Linked DNA regions of Mus musculus: region 2 is linked to region 1. The links are chromatin contacts, found by Hi-C or POLR2A ChIA-PET in ENCODE. All regions are on one chromosome and are shown on one strand. The core of a region is the stretch at or near the end of the contact, and the rest is flanking DNA. Distances in the headings are between cores, read along the strand shown. Region 1 holds the start of Tob2 (transducer of ERBB2, 2). Region 2 holds the start of Srebf2 (sterol regulatory element binding factor 2).

Region 1 (6,819 bases), core at 1,424-3,923:
AAATAACTACCCTTCCAAAAAAGAACAAACAGATCTGTTAAGCAGCTGCAGTGGACTCGGATCTTTTTTTTTTTTTTTTTTCAACAAAACACTAGAAAGATAACCAAAGAAAGAAAGGAAGGAAGGAAGGAAGGAAGGAAGGAAGGAAGGAAGAAAGCGAGAGAGAAGCAATGTTGTAGAAAGGGCGAGGAAAAGGAATCTATACCTCCCATATAAAAAATTCAGGTATCTCAAATTCCCAACATCCTAGAATCAATCATCTCCATGCTTCAGGTAAATGTGGGTAGGTGGGGGCATTTTAACATGGTCAAGAAGTACAGCCACAGTGGACAGCGACAGCAAGGCTCAGCTTGCTTCCCAGGGATTAGTCCTTAGCTTTTATCCTGGAGGCAGCGGCCCAGCGGGCAATATAGATTGCAGCCCTTCCAGGATATTTGCAGTGATGAGCGCATCGGGCTTACACCCCATATCACAGTCCAAGGCAGGTCCCTTCAGGGATCTCAGGGGCCCCAGGCTCGCCTCACTCAAGGCGGTACCGCTCAGCACTCTGGGAGACGTAGTCCTCTGGCCTCCTGGCGAGGCTAGAAACTCGTGACCTACTTTTCGAGCACACTACACTTCCCTGTGTACTACGCGAGGGCCCAGCCAGATAGACCGCGCATGCCCCGCTCTAGGTCCTGGCCAAGGGTCCGAAGCCCAGGAAAAGTTTCCGATGCACATGCGCACTGCAGCGAGTGGGTGCCCCCCCCCCCCCATCACCAGAGACGTTTGGCATAAATCTGCCCATAAGGCCTCTCACCGGGTATCCTTTCTCCCCACGTCCTTGTTCAGGCTAGACTCCAATAACTCCCCTTTTCTTTCATGACCTCCTAAGCTTACTGAATCAGGGCTCTGCAACTAAGGGGTTTTTCCTAGATGAACCAGGTGGGCTGGAATGGATAGAGCCACCGCTCCGGCCCCAGCCTCTGGATCTCAAAGGAGTGTCGCTGTCTGTGGTAGATGTAGGAGCAGTGTATTCAAGAAGAAACGAGCCCTTTTCACCTAATACTCAGTAGGCTCTGCTCCAGCACCTCCACAGCCAGGAAGGGAATGGCAAGCATTAGATCCGATTCTCCAGTCTTGTTGGCCAAGCCAAAGAAATTCCTAGTAGAGCTGTGAGGAGGCACCCGGTCGACAATAAAGCCCGAAGCCGGTAGTGCCCAAGCCTTACCCCACTTTTAATACAAATCTGAGAAACCAGACCCAGGTAAAGGAAATGGGGAAAGGTTCCCAGGCAGGCAAGCAAAATCCGTACATCTGAAACCCGGGCATCATCCAATATTCAGAAAGTCTGAGTCTCCTCCCCATTACAAGGCCTACCCTAGGACCAGACTTACCAGATCCTCAGCAACCCTCCCCGGCAGGGTGTTAAACCTCCCTAATCCTGCCTCCCACACCAGCTGTTTTCCCCAGTGCTTAAGTGAGGCATTGGGGGTAGGCGCTCAGGCAAGCAACAGGATTTTTATTGTTGTTAAGAAATCAAAGAGAAACCAAACCCACTCCCAGGCCAGGGTGGATAGGTTAGGGTGGATGGGGGGGGGGGGGGTAGGTTAGACACCGAACTGGCACCGGAAACCCTGTCTGCTGATCCCAAAGCCTGCTGTGTGAAGTTCTGGTTGCTCCCAGGGGAGGGGATGGCTTTTCCCTTTTCCCTCCTTAGATTTTTGGTCAAGGGCGGAGTACATCCCCCTCAGACAGAAGGGGAAGTTTAGGAATAGAAGAGATCAGACACAATTAATACACTATCCGACAGGCTCTTTGGGTACTTTTTTTTCCGCCTACACAAGTATATAAAGAGCTCAACCTGCAATGAGTTCTTGCTCGGCAACCCAAGGGCACTCTCCACTAACCGGCCCTGTCACCAAGAAGGGGATGTCCAAATTTCCCATCTCACAGGTTCCAAAGGGACAGAAACAGACTGTGTTAATAATCACCACCCCGCACACGTGAAAAGCAGCCGAAAAATAAAGATAGAATCCCCTCCCTTCCCATAATTTATTTAACTCTGGCCAGAGTTTGGTTTCTGGGGGGGGGGGGCAAGGAAAACATAACGAGTGAGGCGTGAATAAATGGGGAAGGAGGTCAAGGAGGAAACGCTCTCCGCTTAGGAGAGGGCCGCACTCGAAACTAGGTACCCCAGGATCAAAGAGAGTGATGGAGAGCGAAACAGGGGCGGATCCGGAGAGGGGCAGCAGGGGAGTGGACCAGTGTGGGCGTCCCCCGCCCGCAAGCCCGCGCACTCACTCGGGTCTCCACGAAGGGTCCGCTCTGCAGGCCGCGGGACGGAGGTCTCTCTCCCAGCTTCCCGGGCACCGCGAGGCTGAGGGCCACGGTGTCCTTTTACGTCGTTTGAGGGTAGAGAGGGACGAGGACCGAGCTCATGTGATTCTTTCCGCTGTTTTTGGAGGTCGAGCTCGGCGGCGACGGCGCGGGGATGGCGGACCCGAGGATGGCACCCGTCACGCGGTGGATGGAGGCCAGCCCTGGATGTACTCGTCTGGCAGGTCCTGTCCTTCTGGCCTCTCGGTTCCCACGACACTCAGTCTCAACGACCTGCACCTTCCCGCGCCTGGGCCCGAAGTGAGCAAAGTCAATGAAAAGTTTCACCCTCAGCAACCCTGCGCATGAATCTGCTTTCCCCACCCCTGCGTGATGCGTCCCTCCGCCCAGCCGGGGCGGGGCCGGGACTACTTTTCCTCCCTTGGCATCTTTAACCCCTCGCAGCCCAGTCGTAGGTTGGGATTCCAGGTTCTGCGGGAAGTGTAATAGCGATCTTCTCACCTTGTCTCCTCTAGACCCCTCCCTGCCACGTCCTCAGCGGGGCTGCTCACCCTCGGAATCCTTCTGAGCGCCTTAGCGCCGGATTTCTTCTCTTAAGACTCCAAAGCAGTCTGAGCTCGCCATGTACGTTTTTTTCTTTTTTTTTTAAACCGGTGTAGACCAACCCCGGGGAGGGTAGGGACAGACCTGGAACACAACAGGCCATTAGGAAGTAGCCTGGGACACAGTGGCTGTTGCTGGCATCACCGGGGCCCTGAGAACTCCAAACCCTAGCCCCAGCTCTCAAAGTTCCCTAAGACCTAGACGGCATGACTCTTCAGTTCTGACGGTCCCCGTGACTTGAACTCCCCGGTTCCGATTTGTTCATTCTGAATTTGGGGAGACAGTGGCACGATGCCACCTCCAGGAAGGTTCTGGATCTGAGTGTAGGCTAACCTGAGTTTACCAGTGTCGCCCTCCTGGTGGGGACGTGGAAGATCGAAGGGAAGGGAAGGGTGCAAGAAGATCGAGGGTTAGAAAAAAGAGCGGAGCACCGGTTAGTCATGCACTCCCAGCCCGGAAAGTTGGGTCCCAAACACCATAATAGGGCTGGCCACGCGCGACCGCCGCCCCTCTGCTGAGGTCCTCGAGCTCTCTGGAGCAGGTTACCCACGCACAGGAGAGCATGAGAGCCGCGCTCCTTCTAGCAATAGTCGCAGAAGAAGCGCCAGCCCTGGCAAGGTGAGCAGGGTGTTCATTAAGCCCGACAGCACCCGGCGGCGGCGAAGCGAGGCGCACCCGGGCCCGGATTTTGGTCACGCTTTTTCTACTCTGTGGCTTTGTGACAGTGCAGGCTCAGCGATGAGGGGGTCTAGGATCTGTGGCGGGTTGAAACCCTAGGAGAACTGGACTATCAGACTAGGCTGGAGGACCGCTGGCCTTGTGTACAGTTCCCCTAGCCCCCGCCTTAGTTCGCCTATTTTCCAATTCAACAACCCCTCCTCTTCTTCTTTTTTTTTTTTCTTGGGGGGGGGGGTTCGAGACAGGGTTTCTCTGTATAGCTCTGACTGTCGTGGAACTCACTTTGTAGACCAGGCTGGCCTCGAACTCAGAAATCAGCCTGCCTCTGTCTCCCGAGTGCTGGGATTAAAGGCGTGCACCACCACGCCTGGCCAACCCCTATTCTTTATTCACGTTCCTGAAGGTTCCGGTGCAACGGCAGTCTCCGAACCCACGTGGGGCGGTGAGATCGGAAAGTTTCCAGTTACGAACTGTGTGCGTTTTATTTTCCTTGATCACGTAGGCAAGAGCAGAGATCAACGGAGGTATAGAGATTTAAATACGCTTTCCTAGACAGGAGGAGAGAAATGCCGGGCGGGAGGGCAAACTCCGCGGTGCCAGGATGGCAGGAGGAAACCTAAGCGCGTGTGTCCCATCCCCCACAATCCGAGCTGGACAGCCCGGGGGCTTCTCCTGGGACTACTTGTGCGTCAGCAAGCGTCATACATGCCCCTCTTCACTTCACCCTTCCCTTTTAGCAGCCCTGCCCCCACCCCCCCACCCCCAGTGTTCCATCTAATGCCATGAGACCGCCCACAAGGATGAAAGCTAAAAATAAAACAGATATGTTAGCAACAGCCCTCCCATTGGCCGTCAAGCAGAGAGAGACGTCTGATTGGGTTTTAGATACAGCTTCTGGTAAGCAAACGTTTGTACCCTTTGGTATCGCAAGGGAAGCTGGTATTTGTAGTCTATCATTAGAGGCGGCCATAGAAATAGGTGGGTTTATATCCCGGTTCTGCCACCCACTGTGTGTTTTCGATTTAATGCAACAAATATTCTTACGTTGACAAACACGATTATTCATTTCTAAAAACATGGAAATCTTGTGATTAATCAATATTGTGTGTGAATCCTGCTTCAAATAGGTCAGTCTCCCTCTCTGAAAAAATACCTGAATTTGCAAAACAGTTTATATTTTTCATCATGAAAAATTAGCCAAATTGCAGCCTATAAACACTAGTTGGTGAGCATTTCCCAATGAGAAATATTCCAAGACAGAATGATGAAAAAGGTTAGGATGAGCTGGAACAAAGAGTATCTCAAGGAAATGCTTATACAGATTTTAAAAAAGAAAATGCAGATACAAGTGGAAGACCTTGAGTCTCTGTGTATTCGTGCTTTTATTTGAATCAGCCTTGGGCAGGTTTACACACAACAAAAAACCTGAAAAAAATCCTGTCTCCTTAGTAAATGGGAGTTTTGAGGAAAGGTTGAGCCTATAAATAGGAAAGGATAAAATAGAGCGAGGCGATCATCCTTAATTACTGCTGCCTCAAGTTATGTGGTAAGGAGGAATCTTCTTCTCTTCCCCAATGTGTAATTTCATCTTGCCAGGGCTTAATTGTAGACTGAATTACTACTCCAGCATTCCAGAGTCCCCTCCTATTTGAGTAAACACGTCTTGTGAAAGGTTGGCACCGGGCTTTCACCAGGCTTTCACAGAGGCCAGCCCTGGCGACTGCAGGGTGGGAACAACTTCCCCTCTCAGAGCAAAGCAAGTCCTGCCAGATATTTTGGCGCTAGGGACAAGCAGAGCTGCTCATGATTGGCTCAATTAACCTGAGGCGAGTCACAACTTCATACACACAAACTGAGGTGAAAATGTTAGATTGTTTCTTCAAAGTTACCCAATAGTATCGTGGTTGGATTCTTCCCATCTTCTGCCACCGATAGCAGAAGAAAGGACAGTCAGTGACAAAATCTGAGTGTGGGAAAGAGACTCTAAGTCCATCCTGGTAAAAAAGAGAACAAAACTTTCTTTTGTTTTTCAATTTCTATTACTTTATTTATGCATATGAATGTTTGGTTAAACGCATATATATGCACCATGTGTGCCTGTTGGACCCCTTGGAATGGGATTATGATGGTTGGGAGCCATTATGTGGGTGCTGGGAATCAAATCCAGGTCCTTTGCAAGAGTAACAAACACCCTTAACCACTGAGCCATCTCTCCAGCCCCCAAACCATTTTTTTTGTTTTGTTTTGTTTTTTGTTTTTTCTTTCCTCCTCCTCCTCCTCCTCCTCCTCCTTCTTCTTCTTTTTTTTTTTTTTGAGACAGGGTTTCTCTTTATAGCCCTGGTTGTCTGGAATTCACTTTGTAGACCAGGCTGGCCTCCAACTCAGAAATCCACCTGCCTCTGCCTCCCAAGTGCTGGGATTAAAGGCGTGCACCACCACCACCTGGCTCATTTTTTTTCTTAAGACACCAAAAGGCAGTATTCAAAGAAACAAATATTTTTAGCTCTTTGGGTGGCCACTTGGGGATTGGGTTAATAAGGAATCAAGTATCTGGGTGTTGGAAATAATTTTTTTTGAGGGGCCAGGAAAATTACTTCTAGGCCAAGAATCGTTCACGTTTATATCTTAGCCTGAAGCTACTATTAAAAAGCTACAGGTCAAAATACATTGTCTGAAGTTTAGCCAGTTCAGTTTGACTCCCTGGCAATTTTCTTAATTTACAAGTTGCTAAGTGGGGGTGTTGTGTGTAGCTTTTGCTACCCGGCATGTGACAATAGGAGCCCACTTCTGTTGTCAAAGCACTCAAAATGTGAAGACAGGATCACAAGATGCAGTCAGACTGGCCTCAGAGCGAGTTCCATAATTTCTTTGGCTCATGGCAAAACCCTGTCCCCCTAAACAGCTCAAATATGTCAGACTATAGTCTGTGGATGTGTGAACACCCCCCACCCACAGGGACCCAGATTGAGAAAAACTTGCGATTGGAAGGCCAAGGTCAACATCTGATCATTTATCTCGTGGATAAAGTTTCTGATCTATGTTGGTACATTTTACTATAGCTGTAAATTGATATATGTCTTCCAGTGTATGCATACATAGGAGTATATTTGTATACATTTTTTATTACAAAAAATTGTGTGAACATTTCTTTGCTCACTTGTCAAGGTCCACATGTGATTGATAAGTTATTTCTCTGCCCTCGAAATGAACCAATTCAAG
Region 2 (7,082 bases), core at 1,683-4,182, 290 kb after region 1:
TGTAGTGGCAGTGACCTAGGTAACTAGCCTGTCTGTTTCCTAGTGTCCTGGCCAGGGGCCATTGCTAGGGGTGCTCACGATGGCATCTGCGATAGTGTAGTCTAGGATGTTCCAGTCTCCTAAACTTCCAAGTCCAGTCTGTGGCACTGTGGGGAATCTGGGAAACCCCTAGTTACCTCTTAAGGCAGGGAAGGCTTCTTAAAAGTGGCGCTGATGACATTTTGGACCTCTGAGCTGTTGTGTGAGGAGGCTATCCAGAGTGGTGTAGGATATTTAATAAGTATCCCTGGTCCCCACCTGTTAGATGCCAGGAGCAGTCCCCCAGCTAGGACAGCTAAAAATGTCTCTAACCATTACTAGATGTCTCTCAGGTTGGCAGTCCTCCATTCTCCTCTGCCCTCCAGAGATATGTCGAGGACTTCTAAGGGTGAGCCTCATGGGGTTTATCCTCTCTTTTAGACTTTTTCTTCTCTTCTTTAGATGAATAGGTATTTTGACCTAGCTTCCCTTTTCTGGGCATTTCTTCTTGGACAATCAAACTCTCTAGATTTTAGCATCTGCCCTACTACCAACCGGCAGCCATCATTATGTCTGTTTCAGCTCGTTCCAGCTAAACTCTTGATTAGTCCAACTGGAGAGCCTCCTAGAGGCAGTAACATCTGAAAGATGGTGGAGGACGCCTGAAGGCAAAGCTCTCAGAGGAAGTCAATGAGAAATATTTCTACGATGTACCAATCCATGGTAGGTATCTGGATGTAACAGTCACTTAGCACAGTCTCTTCGAATAACAACCTAGCTCCTGAGGAGTAGCTTGTACAGTGTGACAAGCTGTCATCCCAGTGGGAGCTAGGTGCCAGCTGAAGGGACATTCAGTTATGTGGACAAAGCTGGAGGGAGATGTCTTTTTTGCTGAGGTGTGGGACCAGTGTGGTGGCCATCCTGTTACAATTTCTTTTTTTTTTAAAGATATACTTATTTTATTTATATGAGTACACTGTAGCTGTCTTCAGACACACCAGAAGAGGGCATCAGATCCTGTTACAGATGGTTGTGAGCCACCATGTGGTTGGTGGGAATTGAACTCAGGACCTCTAGAAGAGCAGTCAGTGCTTAACCAACTGAGCCATCTCTCTAGCACCTCCCCCCACCCACCTTACCATTTCTAATGAGCCTCCTTTTGTCCTTTCCCAGGCCAGTTGCTAAGCACACACATGAAGGTCAGAGAACTTCTGAGAATCAGGTCTCTCCACCTATGTGAGTCCCAGGGGTTGATTTCAGGTCAGCAGGCTTAGCCAAAAGCACCGCACTGAACCATCTTGCTGGCCCCAGGCCAGAGTCGTGATATCCAGCCCCTTGTTAGTCTCATCTTATCTTTACTTTTCCTTGGCTAGTCTGTCTTGTGTGTGTGTGTGTGTGTGTTTTGTTTTGTTTTTGTTGTTTAGTGATTTGATTTTGTTTTGTTTTTTTGAGGCAAGGTTTCACACACACAAAAAAAATTCAGGCCACTCTGGACAGCTTCCCCAACCCCACCTAGAAACCCTGTCTCTTGCTCAGTTCTTTGCTATTTCTTGTCCCCCAGCAGAGGCGCCTCTCCCAGTAAATCTCTCCTGTGAGACTTGTTGTGATGTGACTTTGTGGGTATTCCCAGGCGCCTGATTGCCAGGATCTTTTTCCCTCTCAGAGCTGCAATACCTTCACTGGAGACCCTTTCCCCCTCAGAGCCTGCTGGAACACTTCATCCCAGAAGTTAAGAGCTGTTTGCTTGCCACGGAAATCAAATAAATGTGACAATGACAACTGTGGTCTTGTGCTGTTTTAAAGATGACAAACCAGGCTTATCAGCAAACAGTTGCTTAGCCAGCCCAGGAGCAGGAAGTGGCTTATTGGATATGCAGGTCTCCCCACAGAGCCTTCAGCTCTGACCCCCTAAGAACAACTGCCTCAGACTCACAAGAAGCTCTTCCTATGTATGCCATGAAAACCTTCTTCCTCTCAGTATACACTTAGGTCCTTTCTCAGATGTCCATTCCAGCATTTCTTTTTTTTAACGATGCCCTGATATTCTACTGTTTGGAGGTAATTTATGTACCTGATGCCTTACTGTGTTACTGTTTTCCCGTTAGAGAACTTTGTGATGAATGTCTTTGAATACATGTACTTAATAGCATTCCTCGGAACACTAATCTTTTTGTTTCTTCGGATAAGTTCTTGGAAGCGTGCACCTTTGTGTGCAGTGTGACCGACTACCTGTAAGATGATGCAGTGAGGTGACTGCAGGAGTGGGGCCTCACCTGGAGAGACCATTGAACAAATGACCTTGTCTGAAGGCCTTAGAATGATCGAGGTTTCCCAAAATTGAGGGCCAGTTGTAAAATGTTCACAATACTCAGGTGATCTCAAGACCCTGTTAAGTCTCGGATGGGATAAGTGTGACTTAGGGTCTGGATAGCCTATCCCAGAATGTTAGGGTACTATGATTCTACCCAGAGCTAGGGGGAGGGAAGAGGCAACTGGGGAGATGACGTAATGTGCTCCTAGAGTAAAGGGGGCGGTGGTAGAAGGTAGCGCCGGACAGCGGTGCGTTAACCCTTCTATTTCCGGGCTCTCGACAAAGTTGCTCCTGGAGCTGATCCAACGGAAAAGTAGCGGCTCCTTTAAGCCAGAAGAAGGCTGGGACGAGGACCCGGCGGCTACTCTCCGCTGGCGCTTGGATGCCGTGAGGGGCGGAGTCCCGCTATGCAAATCTGAGCTGCTGATCGATGACGCACCATCACCCCATGAGCCGCTTCGCGCGCCGATTGGCTAATGCAAGCCTGGTCCCATTGACAACAAACTTGGGGGTGCGGAGGCTCGGGGCGGGGCTGCAGTGGGCGCGGCCCGGGGCGGGGGAATTCTGCCCCGCCCCTTCCGTGGAGTCGGGGCGCAGCTCAAACATGGCGGCGGTTGGCACGGGGCGGTGAGGCGGTACCAGGTGGGGGCTGTCGGGTGTCATGGGCGGTGGCGGCGGTACCGCCTCCGCGTCTCCCTGAGCTGGACCTCACGGGGGACTCTGCGCCAAGCTGGGCGATGGATGAGAGCAGCGAGCTGGGCGTTCTGGAGACCATGGAGACCCTCACGGAGCTGGGCGATGAGCTGACTCTCGGGGACATCGACGGTGAGTGGCGGCGGCTGGGTGGGAGTGCGGGGGGCGCGCGGGGAGGAAGGGGTTACGGCGGCGCTCGCGGGTGCGCGTGCGCCCACCCCGCGATCGCCCCGGCGTGCGCGGGAAGGAACCCGCGGGGGCCGGGCTGCCCGGGAGGTTCCCAGTTCTTCTGGCTCCAGAGTCTGAGCCCGGGTCGTGACGCAGGGCTCCCGGTGGCTGAGGAGTCGTGGGCGCCGCGGGGCCCGAAGCGGGGCTGGGGGCGTCGCGAGTGCCGCCAGAGGAGAAAGCGAGGCGGCTGCCTCCCTCGCGCGCCCACACGCGCTCTGGTTTGTCCGGTCTTCGCCGGCGTCCCGCGTCGCACCTGTCACTCCCTGCCTGGCCACTGGAGCGGCTTCGGGATTTCCCGGACTGCGCTCCCGGGCTCGGCTCCCCCACGCCCCCGCTCTTTTCGGGATTGACTGACAGCCGGGTCTGCGGGCGCTCTGGAAAACTTTGGGCAACAGCTGCAAAAAGCAAGTTACTGATGGAGTGGACAGAGACCGCAGAGTGCGGCGGCCTTGGATGGAGACCCGGGCGCTCCTGCTGTCGCACTGCAAAGGGAGTTGAGCAGCAAGAATTTTGAGTTGTGGCCCCTCGGGTACAGACTAGGGAGCTGGTGGCCTTTGTTTCGGCGGCCTTAACAGCGAAGTGGAAGAACTGGTAGGAGCCCAGGGAACCTCTCTTAAAATTCTCTCACTTTTCAGCCACGGGAAGGAAGGTTTGGAGAGGGTCCCAGACTTGCCCGCGGTCATCATGCTGGTTAACAAAGCCCAGTTCTTTCTGTTTCTGAGCCACTATTAGTTTCTTTCCACTCCACCTTTAAGAAAAATAGGCTAGTAATTAAGTCATTCTCAGTAGTCAGGGCTCTTCTGAAGTTCTCAGTCCCAAATACTTTGCGTTAGTTCATTTATTCAATCCCGCTGAATTGGGTATCGCTCAGTTTTGCCGGAGGTGTCGTTTAAGGTCACTTACTTTAGAGAGTCCAGAACTCCTAGGCAGTGACTCAGTTTATGGAATGTTACTACACCTAGAATCTAGAACCTTGCAGGCAGATGTGATGGCCACATCCTCGCTTCGCAGGCGAAGAAGCAGGTAGAAGGTTCTCTCGTGGAGAAAGGAGTGACAACAGTTGTTTAAAGAAGGTGTTGGCCAGGTGCCTGTTTTGCTTTTGTAGCATTTTGTAGCATTTTTCCCTTAGGGTTCGCCCTTACTTCTCATTTTGGTCATCCAGACAGTGTGACAAGCCCGTGTATTGGAAGTTCCACTTTTAACCACAGATTCTTCCACCAAGGATCGCTAAACACTAAGATAGGTTAACGAATGGGAGGGGTTACTCCTTGGAACGTGGGAGTGGCTAAAGTGTTTTGAGCACCCAGGTACAAGATAAAAGTGTTAAGCACTCACACAGGTTCCCAATACTTATCACAGCCCTGTCAGATAAAGATGGATGTCAGACTGGCCATCTCCCCTCACCGTTGTTGGGACTGAAGCCCAGCGCTGTTCATTAGCATACCCAGGGTTCCCTAGTCAGTAAGGATGTCTAAAACTGCCTGCCAGCAGGTACAAGAGAAAATTCATCTTGGTCTTTTTTTTTTTTTTTTTTTTTTTGTACTTACATTTTATAATGATCTTTATTTGTCTGCGTTTTCAGTCTATTAAATCATCTTAGCGGTTAATATTAACCTTATAGATTGCTAAGTCTCACGGAAAATTTTAGGACCACCTGGGGTTTTGTATGTGCCTAGGGCAGCAAGTGCAAGTCAGAGGTGGGAAAGCTTCCTTGAAGGCTAGTTTACCAGAAAGATCACACCAAGGAGATAGCCATTGACCTTAAAAGACAAGAAGAACCAGTTGAACAAAGCTAAGGACACCGGGCTAGTTGGAAGTGTCCCCTGAACCCTCTGTTCTCCTGAGCAGGTTACTGGAGGGGCGGGGGGCGTGGTACGACGGGACAAGGGGACAAACCACCTTTCTTTTTCTTCCCTCTGTTCTTTGCACCGAGAACAGCCCTTGGGACAGTGAGAATGCTCACTGTTTATGGAATGTCTGTATGAGTACCTGGGACAGGATACTAAACGGTATTAGGTATAGTTTCCATGATTGGATCAGGGTGAGCAGCCCATGTGCATCCAAGAGGAGGAAGAGGAGAGGTGATATGAATGCACTTTTGTAACTGGAAGCCTAAAAGTCTCATGGCTGCCTTCAGGAGCTCAAGGAGCTGTGAGTCCAAGACCAACAGGGTCTCTTCTTAGTCGGAGAGCTTTACGTTCTTTAAGTTCTTCTTTCTTTTTTTTTTTTTTTTTTTTAAAGATTTATCTATTTATTATGTTTAAGTACACTGTAGCTGACTTCAGACAATCCAGAAGAGGGAGTCAGATCTTGTTACAGATGGTTGTGAGCCACCATGTGGTTGCTGGGATTTGAACTCCAGACCTTCGGAAGAGCAGTCGGGTACTCTTACCCACTGAGCCATCTCACCAGCCCTAAGTTCTTATTTCTTTGGGGTAAAATAAATGGTCACTGACCTGGAAATATAGTTCCATGGCAGGGTGCTTGCCTGGAATTCATAAATTTATGAGTTTGATACCTACTACCACAAAGACAATGCAATTGAGCACAGTGGAGCATAAGCCATCTCAGCTTTCAGAAGCTGAGGCAGAGGGGTCACCTCATGTTCTAAGACCAGCCCAAACAACTTAGTGAGACCCTCATCTCAAACTAAAAAAGAATGCTGGAGGGGGGAGGGGCAGCTCAACAGTAGAACTCTTGCTTAACATATGTTGAGGTCCTAGGTTCAATTCCCAATACTGCCCAAAAAAAAAAAAAATAGAATAAATAAACAATTTCAGCAGGACACTATATAAATAAGAAAGGACTTTCTTATAATGGGGACTGAGATAACCTAGATAAATTAGGTGATGGAATGAAGCCCTTTGGAAGAATATCAATGTCATTCTCTCTGAAGCAATGCCAGAGTCTGGAGTTTTATTTATTTTTTTAACTGTTGGCTTCATTATCTTTTTTTGGTTTGTGTGTGTGTGCCTCTGATTGTGGGCATAGGTGTGCGTTGGTGTCTGTTTTGCCCTTACAGTATGACTTCAGGCGTCAGGTTTTGGCTTTCATCTTCTTTGCAGCAGTGTCTCTCCTGTTGTTTGACACAGCATCTTCTCTCGGGCTCTTGGGCCTCTGACCTTCCAAGGATTCCCCTGTCTGCCTTCCATCCTGGCCAACAAGGGGCACTGGGCTTACAGACCTGCCTTCCACGCTCAGCCTCCTGTGGGCTCTGGGGATTAGAACTCGGGGACTCACACTTGTGCAACAGGTAGTTTATCCACTGAGCCTTCTCCCCAGACCTTAACTTTTTTTTTACATTTATTCAGTTTATGGATATGCGTTTGCCTGTGTGTCAAATGAAGGCGTCAAATGGCAACTTTTAGAGTTAGTTCTCTCCTTCTACCATGTGGGTTCTGGGGATCAGAGTCAAATCACCAAGCTTAGCAGCCAGCATGCCTCTTTACCCACTGAGCCATCTTATTGGCCCACCAGTCCTCTTAAAAGTTTTATTTCTTGAGAATTCCATATGTGTATACCATTTGTTTTGATCATATCCACCCGCTCACCTCTTTCAAGACCTCCCCTCACATTTCCCTTCTGGCTTACCTGTACTCTTTCCTTTCTAAAAATAATAATAATAATAATAATAATAATAATAATAATAATAACAACAACTCACTAGGCCAATTAGTGCTTCCCGTGTGCACATAGTAGGACCTGCTGTGTCCATTGTCGATCAGGTGGGGCTGAATCACACGAAGGCCTTTCAGGTCCCAAGGTTAAAGGCATGTGTCACAAATTCCGTCTTGTTCCTCTTTCCTTTTTAGCAATAGAGAAGCAAACACCT

What was found. A loop is a pair of places that touch in the nucleus more often than their neighbours do. ChIA-PET counts read pairs that join two places held with the same protein, here RNA polymerase II (POLR2A).
Region 2: a loop to region 1 is called in a map of T-helper 17 cell, with 1.8 times the contacts of the local background. The contact joins the promoter of Srebf2 here to the promoter of Tob2 in region 1. A Hi-C loop is called at or near these places in 2 of 37 maps with a recorded cell type or tissue (both T-helper 17 cell). POLR2A ChIA-PET finds 5 or more read pairs at or near these places in 3 of 5 experiments (Patski and embryonic stem cell).

The regions. Positions count from the first base shown.
Region 1 is chr15:81,855,653-81,862,471 of GRCm38, forward strand. It overlaps Tob2 (transducer of ERBB2, 2), which reads right to left and starts at 2,674. Exons shown (of 2, transcript NM_020507.3): 1 at 2,284-2,674.
Region 2 is chr15:82,144,337-82,151,418 of GRCm38, forward strand. Srebf2 (sterol regulatory element binding factor 2) reads left to right here and starts at 2,933. Exons shown (of 19, transcript NM_033218.1): 1 at 2,933-3,154. The coding sequence starts at 3,067.